2 separate regions of the Mus musculus genome follow, and region 1 is linked to region 2. Evidence: chromatin contacts called from ENCODE POLR2A ChIA-PET data. All regions are on one chromosome and are shown on one strand. Each heading gives the region's core, a stretch centred on a gene start or an enhancer-like site at or near the end of the contact. The rest is flanking DNA. Distances are from core to core; before and after follow the strand shown. Region 1 holds the start of Trp53cor1 (tumor protein p53 pathway corepressor 1). Region 2 holds the start of Srsf3 (serine and arginine-rich splicing factor 3).

Region 1 (4,324 bases), core at 163-2,662, 46 kb before region 2:
GACATGCAAGTGTACATGCAGATAGAACACCATACACATAAAAATAAATAAATAAATTTTTAAAAGAAGAAAATAGAGACCAGGACAGTGGGCATCTCTGGGGAGAGGAGCTGGTCTCCTGTACTGTCTACTCCCAGGATGGCACAAATGAAGTACACACACATACATTCAGGCAAAACACCTATACAAATCAAAACAAATAAATATAAAAAATTAATATTCTTTTATTCTATTTTTTTTATTCTTTTTCTTTTTTTTTTTTGGTTTTTTGAGACAGGGTTTTTCTGTAGCCCTGGCTGTCCTGGAACTCACTCTGTAGACCAGGCTGGCCTCGAACTCAGAAATCCGCCTGCCTCTGCCTCCCGAGTGCTGGGATTAAAGGCGTGCGCCACCACGCCCGGCTCTATTCTATTTTTTAAAAAGATTTAGTTATTTATTATATGTAAGTACACTGTAGCTGTCTTCAGACACCCCAGAAATAGGTATCAGATCCTATTATGGATGGTTCAGAGCTACTACGTGGTTGCTGGGATTCGAACTCAGTACCTCTGGAAGAGCAGTCAGTGCTCTTAACCGCTGAGCTGTCTCTCCAGCCCTATCCTATCTTTTAACTGCATTATTTCTTGTGTGTCGACATACACTGGAACAAGACAACATTAGGGAAGGTCAAAGGACAACATTCAGGCTCAGTTCTCTCCTTCTACCATCCAGGTTCTGAGGCTCAAACAGGGCTTGCCAACCTTGGCGGCAAGCTCCTGAGTCCACTGAACCATCTCACCAGCCCTTAGGATCTTTACGTGACAATGAACACAATTAAAAACTATACTTCGCTGGGCAGTGGTGGCGCACGCCTTTAATCCCAGCACTTGGGAGGCAGAGGCAGGCAGATTTCTGAGTTCTAGGCCAGCCTGGTCTACAAAGTGAGTTCCAGGACAGCCAGTATACAGAGAAACCCTGTCTCAAAAAACCAAGGGGAAAAGCAAAACAAAACAAAACACTATACTTCACAGCCAGATATGATGGGGCAAGGCTTCAGTCCCAGCACTTGGGTGATGGAGACAGAAAGGTCCCAAGATCAAGGGCATCCTCCTCTACCTAGCAAGTTTGAGGCCATCCGTGGCAACAGGAGACTGTCTCAAAAAAAGTAAAAGAAGATTGGCTAACCCCATGAGCACATGGTGACCTGAAAATGTCTCCTGTTGATTAAAAGCCCTCTCTCCATCCTCAATGCCTGATTTAATCTCCCAGAACAGAGCGCCCCCCGGCCCCCATGTGGCCTCCAGTTCTTCCCCGGACTCTTCCACCTGCAGCACAGAGAGAAAGAACTCAGAATAGAAGTTGTTACTGTGCAGGGATGGGGGGAGGGGGGAGAGGCGGAGACTTGGGCAGCCGGCAGGCTTAGCTTCCCCTGGCAGTCTGACCCACACTCCCCACGCCCAGGACCAAGTCGCCTGAGCCCCATAGCCACAACTCTCTGCCGGCCTTGCCCGGGCTTGCCTTCGGTTGCATCATCTCCCAGCTTTGCCAGGGGTGCAGAAGTGAACCACCCACTCAGCGCTGGAAAAACCAGCTAATTATATCTCCAAAGACCCAGGGCAAGAACTTGTGGACAACCTCAGCTGGCCTGGCCTGTCCCACTCGCTTTCCGTGAGTGTCCTCGACTTATTTCTTTCTTTCTTTCTTTCTTTTTTTTTTTTTTTCCTCTCTCAAAATAATAACAATGACAGCTAGCACTGGGGAGCGAGGACATAGCCTTTTATTCCCACACTCCGCACAGGGAGTTTAGACCTGAAGATCCAGAGTTCAAAGTCATCCGCAGCTACATGGGAAGTTTTGAGGCCAGCCTGGACTACGTGACGATAAAGAAAGGAGTCGGGGTCGTAGCTCAGTTGGTAGAGAGCTTGACTAGCGTACAGGAAATCCCGGGTTCCATTCTAAGCACTACAAAAACCGGGCTTGGTAGGTTATCCCTGAACTCCAGAGGTGGGGGCTGGATGCCCAGATAGCGGCATACTAAGTTTCAGCCCTCCGCCTGAGTTATGCGAGACCCTGTGTGGGAAAAAAAAAAAAAATCAAACTGAACAATGGCAAGCTACATAAAAACAAAACAAAAACAAATTGTCCTCGGGCTGTGCGGCTTTCTGCAAGAAGAGCCCCGCCTCCGCCACGGCCCCTCCAGGTTTTAGGAAACCTCAGCCAAGAGCTTGCCAACCGACCTCCCACTCCACCCCACCCCCACTCAGGGCTGTTAGCCTGAGCCGCTCCAAGCCTGGACCCACTGCAGTCAGCAGGATTGAGAAGACAAACACTGCTTTGACACCATCAATAGCAGCTGCTCGCTCCGCTCATTTCTTTTTCCAAATATCTTTAAAAATTCTATTTGTAGTATAGTCCAAAGTGCAGTTTCATTTTTCCATAATTTCCTGTATTTATTTTGTTGAGTCCGTAATACATTCCCAGGAATAACAGTCAAAAGATGAAAAAGGATGTTGGTTAAAAACAAAAACAAAAGTCTTTCCGGACCCCAGACAAACCCCCACCCTCCAGCCACCATTTCCTTCCCAGAGGTAGTAGCGGCACACATAACCTGTGTCTACTTCCAGAGAGAGCCCTCTGGTTGAAACAGTTGACCAGCAGATGGCCTATAGAATCCAGAACTTTTCCATGCTGGATGCACCATGGACTTCTTTTCTTCTTCTTCTTCTTCTTCTTCTTCTTCTTCTTCTTCTTCTTCTTCTTCTTCTTCCTTCTCCTTCTCCTTCTCCTTCTCCTTCTCCTTCTCCTTCTCCTTCTCCTTCTCCTTCTCCTTCTCCTTCTCCTTCTCCTTCTCCTTCTCCTTCTCCTTCTCCTTCTCCTTCTCCTTCTCCTTCTCCTTCTCCTCCTCCTCCTCCTCCTCCTCCTCCTCCTCCTCCTCCTCCTCCTCTTCCTTTTCCTTCTCCTACCCCTACCCCTACCCCTCCTCCTCCTTCTTCATTATCATCAATTCATTAGGGAAATAGGTGTACCATAGCAAGCTTGTGTGCCGGTCAGAGGACAACTAACCAGAATGGTCTCTACTCCATCCAGGGATCAAACTCAGCCCCGCAGGCTTAGCAGCAAGCACTTTTACTTGCTAAGCTAACTTGCTGGTTCCCACAAAAGCTATTTTTAGCAATACCTATTCCAGGAGAGAGTGGTTGCACCCAGAGTTGGTGAACAAGGTAGAGACTTACAAGTTCAAGGTTCACTTTGGCTACTTAGGGATACTCTGATACCAAAGTGGGGGAAAATCCAAGAAAACAAAAGACAAAAACGGGGTTGGGGAGAAAGAGATGCCGAGTGATTAAGAGCACTGGCTCTTTTTACAGAATTGGATTCCCAGCACCCACATTGACAGTTCATAATCATCTATTAACTCCAGTAGCAGGCAAGAAGCAATGCTCTCTTCTGGCCTCCACAGGCCACACACACACACACACACACACACACACATGCAAACACTCATTAAATCTCTTCTTGAGGGCTGGAGAGATGGCTCAGCAGATAAGAGCACTGACTGCTCTTCCAAAGGTCCTGAGTTCAAATCCCAGCAACCACATGGTGGCTCACAACCACCGGTAATGAGATCTGACACCCTCTTCTGGAGTGTCTGAAGACAGCTACAGTGTATTTACATATAATAAATAAATAAATCTTTTTTAAAATCTCTTTTTAAAAAAAATCTAAAAATTCCATTATATAGGATATAGAGGCAAGAGGATCAGAAATTCAAGGTCAATCTTGGCTATACAGGAAATTTAAGGCTAGTCCATATGAGAGATACTATCTCAAAAAAGAAGAAAGAAAGAAAGAAAGAAAGAAAGAAAGAAAGAAAGAAAGAAAGAAAGAGAGAAAGAAAGAAAGAAAGAAAACAAAGAAAGGAAAGGAAAATAATATGTTCCTATTACTAAATTTGTCAGAGTTTCCTGAGACACAGAATCAAAAGGAGCAGAAAAAGATGGCGAGAAAGAGAGACCTAAGACCAATCTATTTTGAGAACCAGTCTGCTTGATTGTGGGCTGGCAAGTCCATAATTTGCAGGGCAGGCTGGCAGTGCTGCGCTTTTGGCCCTGAGGGCGTCTGAAAGCCGACTTCCTTCCTCTTCAGGCAATCTTCCTAGTCTCTCTCTCTCTCTCTCTCTCTCTCTCTCTCTCTCTCTGTCTTTCTTTTTCCCCTTATAGCCTTTAAGAGACTGGGCGAAGGCCATACATTGCGGAGGGGAACCATCTTGTTGTTGTGTAAATGAGCAGTGTAGCCCACAGGCTCGTATGGTGACCGCATGGTTGGTGCCAAGCTGGCAGCACTA
Region 2 (3,745 bases), core at 746-3,245:
TACTTCCAAGATACACTGCCACAAAAATTTCCTTTACTGTCTTAACACTAATACCACTTTTTTCTAAACACTTCTCTAATAAGCAGTTAAAATTCTCCAAGCAGCCAAACCATGTGCTATTGTTCTAAGAAAAGTGTCTCACTGTAGATAGGCCAGGCTAGCCTGGCTCTCAAGGACTAAGACAACTGTGAGTCACCACACCTGGCTCCATTTGTTTTCCAAGCATATATTCAAGTCTCAATGTGGTTCAGTGGTGGGGAGCTTGTCTAGCATGCAACTGAAACTTAATCCCCAGAACTACAGACACAATGAAAAACATGTCAAAGCCTCACTACAGCACTGCTCTCAATAGTGAAAGCTGTGCCAATCTAAATGACTACCAGGAGATGGAGATCTAGAATGTGACACAGTATTCAGGAATATACTGTCTACTACTAAGTTTAAAAGTCTTGAAAACATTCTAAAACCAGAAAAGGCCATTACAATTCCCTACATGTGAAATGCTTGAAATGGAAAATCCAGACACTTAAAAGAAATCCCAAGGAGAGGCAGGGAATTCTGAGAAGGCCGGCACTACAGAAAAAGGAATGCAGAAGTTGAAGCATAACTTACCCTGTCTCAAAAACTAAGTGCATCAGGAAGGTGGTGTGCGCACGCACACACACACACCTTTGATCCCAGCACTCTGAAGGAGGAGGGAAATGATGAGTTGGAGACCAGATCTAAAAAAGTTGAGTAAACCAAGACAGCCAGCCTGATTTACAGCAAGAACTGTCTCAGGAACAAACAAAAATAAATATCTTGGAACCACACAAAGGTTCCACAACAAAACTATCATAGCTAGGAAGGCAAGCATGCTTGTGGCTCAACAGGCTAGAGGAATGACAGTTATGAAGTTTGCTAGTGACCCCCCGTCTTTTAGTAAAAAGTGCATAAAAGTAAATGTTGAGGTCTGCTAGGCATGTAGTGGCCTGCACCGTGCACCCTAAACTCCTGCGTAAAAGAATCTTTACTAAAAGGACATACAACATACAACCTTGAGGACATACACTCAGTAAGTCTTCAACTTCACACTTCCGAAATGAAAACCCTACTTAATAAGCCATTTAAGTGTCTTCCCTACTATACACCATAATGTTCAAACCGACTATTATCAAACTAAAAAATTTAACCCTATTTTGCCGTGACCCCACCCTGTGCCCAAGACTCAGTTGAGCGACCAAGCCATTCCGCGAAAATTAAAAAAACAAACAAAAAGACAAATGAAACTCATCCATCCCCGGTTTTCACACCTGTTAAAAGCAAATAGGTCAAAGAAAAACCCAACTCAAAGTGAACTATGATTTACATTAAGAAACGCAGCCTCATTAGAAAAGATTTTTAAAGCAAACACCAAGTCGGCATAAAAAAAAGATGAGACTGTAGGGGCTCAGTAAATACGAAAAGACCTGTCTTAAAAAATATATACAAAGTCCTCAAGACACTATACCAAGAAAACCAGGAGCAAGGAAGAAAAAGGCGCCATCAAACTAAAGGCCGCGACGTGGAGAATTCATTTAGAGATCTACCCCACACACACACACACACACACACACACACACACACACGCCGGCCACACCCCAGCCTGGAGCAATCCCTCTCCGAGCCTTCCTCCAAAGGACAAAAGATTAAGTCCGGGATTTACAGACTTGGAAGCATCTTCAACATTGCCCGGGGCCCCAGCCGCCGCCCGGGACCGAAAGTCACAAAATGGCGGCGGCGCCCCTTTGTCTCAATCTGGTGCCGCCATTGCGCCCGGCCCCACCTCGAGTCTGCGGAACTCCACCTCCCTCCCTCCACCTCCCTCCCTCCGTTCGCCGGTCCCTTACCGAGATCCTGGGTTCAAAAGGCCCAAGCTCAAATCCTAACGCTCCGACAGGCCCACCCGCTTCCCTCTGGTTCTGCTCCTACAGATTCTCGGTCTCGCGGCGTCACGAAATGGCGGACCACCACCGTCCCCTCGCCCTATTTATAGCACCCTGCTCTGCCACATGACCTGACCAGATCACCCAATCAGAGGCGGCGCAGGCTGTGACGTAAGCGCTACAAACGCTGCGAGAAACCGCGGTTACTGGGAGCGCGCGCCGGCCGTTCCGTCAGGTGGGTGGGGTACGCGCGGTGGCGCGAGCTCGTCGCCGCGTGCCGGCTTGTCCCGCAGATGCGGCGCTCGGCCCGGCCATCCCCGCGAGCCGCGCAGACGCCCCCTCTCCTCCACTTCCGCCTAGGCTGCAGCCGAATAAAGCTGTCCAGACTCTGCCGCCATTAATCCCGGGCGATGGCGGCTGCAGCCGCGGGCTCGGGTCAGAGTGAAACATGGACGCTTGCTTCCTCGTTGTGGGGCATCCATCGCAGACTAAGGAGCCTTATAGTCGCTCTCAAGGTCACCGAGCTTGGGCGACTTAACTGGTACCCCACGGTGCCCGGTCTGCGCCCCGATGCAGGGTAGAGCCTGCAAAGTTTGCTCAACTTTCGCTTTCCCGCCTCGCCCAAACCGCGCGCGCGGCAAATGCGACTTGATGAGGCTGCATGAAAAAACAAAAAAAAAAACAAGACAAACGGTCACAGGGCTCACTTTCCCAGGAGGAGAGCAAGGTTTTGCATAGGTTGCCTTTACGCTCTGAGCACGCAGCTCCGCCATGCAGATGCTAGGAGGGGCACCTGCGGCCTTTGTAAGGGCTTTGCTCTGGCTGCCAGACCTGTGGGTCTCCCTGGGCCTCTACACACAGACCCCAGGATAGCTGAATACCCTCGTTTGACAAGCCACATCGTTTGCCTCCAGCTCCCAGACGTATCCTCGGCCTGGCCCCCCTCAGGCTACTCTGATTTATTGGGGAGACTTAGTTGTTTCTGCTTCCAAGAAAGGTCAAAATATTAACCAGTTTTTCAGACACAACTCTAATGCTTTTGTTCCCCTAAGGGAGTTGTGGTGCAGGCTACAGTTGTTAAACCTGTTTTTGTTGTGACCTTCAGAAGATTCTAGCAAAACTTCATTTCCTTCTAGATCTTTTTTTTTCTTTCTGGGTTAGACATGCCTAGTATAGTAGTAATGGGGCTCATTTGAACGTCCTTTTGTCTTTTTCCTCTCCTCCCTGCCTCATAATCTCAGCTCTTGGCCCAAGGGAACAGGAGTCGAACTTTATGTTCATACATTTAGTGAGTTCTAGGCCAGAAAGAACTTCTTGAGATACTTTCTGAAAAACAACAAAAAATCTGATGTATCTAAATGACTTGTGATATTCTCTGTTCCAAAATTTTTTGGTTTGTAAAACAAACAAGTAATGACTACCAGGCTGGTGAGATGGCTCAGTGGGTAAGAGCACCCGACTGCTCTTCCGAAGGTCAGGAGTTCAAATCCCAGCAACCACGTGGTGGCTCACAACCATCCGTAACGAGATCAGACTGGAGTGTCTGAGGACAGCTACAGTGTACTTACATATAATAAATAAATAAATAAATCTTTAAAAAAAAAAAAAAAGTAATGACTACCTTTAATCCCAGCACTTGGGAGGCAGAAAGCAGGTGTCTGGTCTACATAGTTCCAGGACAGCCAGAGCTACATAGAGAGACCCTGTCTCAAAAAAAAAAAAAAGTAAATAAAAATTAAAATTTCACCAGGCGTGGTGGTGGCGCACACCTTTAGTCCCAGCACTTGGGAAAGAGACGGGCAGATTTCTGAGTTTGAGGCCAGCCTGGTCTACAAAGTGAG

What was found. ChIA-PET counts read pairs that join two places held with the same protein, here RNA polymerase II (POLR2A).
Region 1: POLR2A ChIA-PET joins it to region 2 with 27 read pairs in embryonic stem cell. The contact joins the promoter of Trp53cor1 here to the promoter of Srsf3 in region 2. POLR2A ChIA-PET finds 5 or more read pairs at or near these places in 5 of 5 experiments (Patski and embryonic stem cell).

The regions. Positions count from the first base shown.
Region 1 is chr17:29,076,214-29,080,537 of GRCm38, reverse strand. Trp53cor1 (tumor protein p53 pathway corepressor 1) reads left to right here and starts at 1,412. Exons shown (of 2, transcript NR_036469.2): 1 at 1,412-1,647.
Region 2 is chr17:29,030,910-29,034,654 of GRCm38, reverse strand. Srsf3 (serine and arginine-rich splicing factor 3) reads right to left here and starts at 1,995. Exons shown (of 6, transcript NM_013663.5): 1 at 1,869-1,995. Gm16196 (a long non-coding RNA gene) reads left to right here and starts at 2,032. Exons shown (of 3, transcript XR_876716.2): 1 at 2,032-2,139.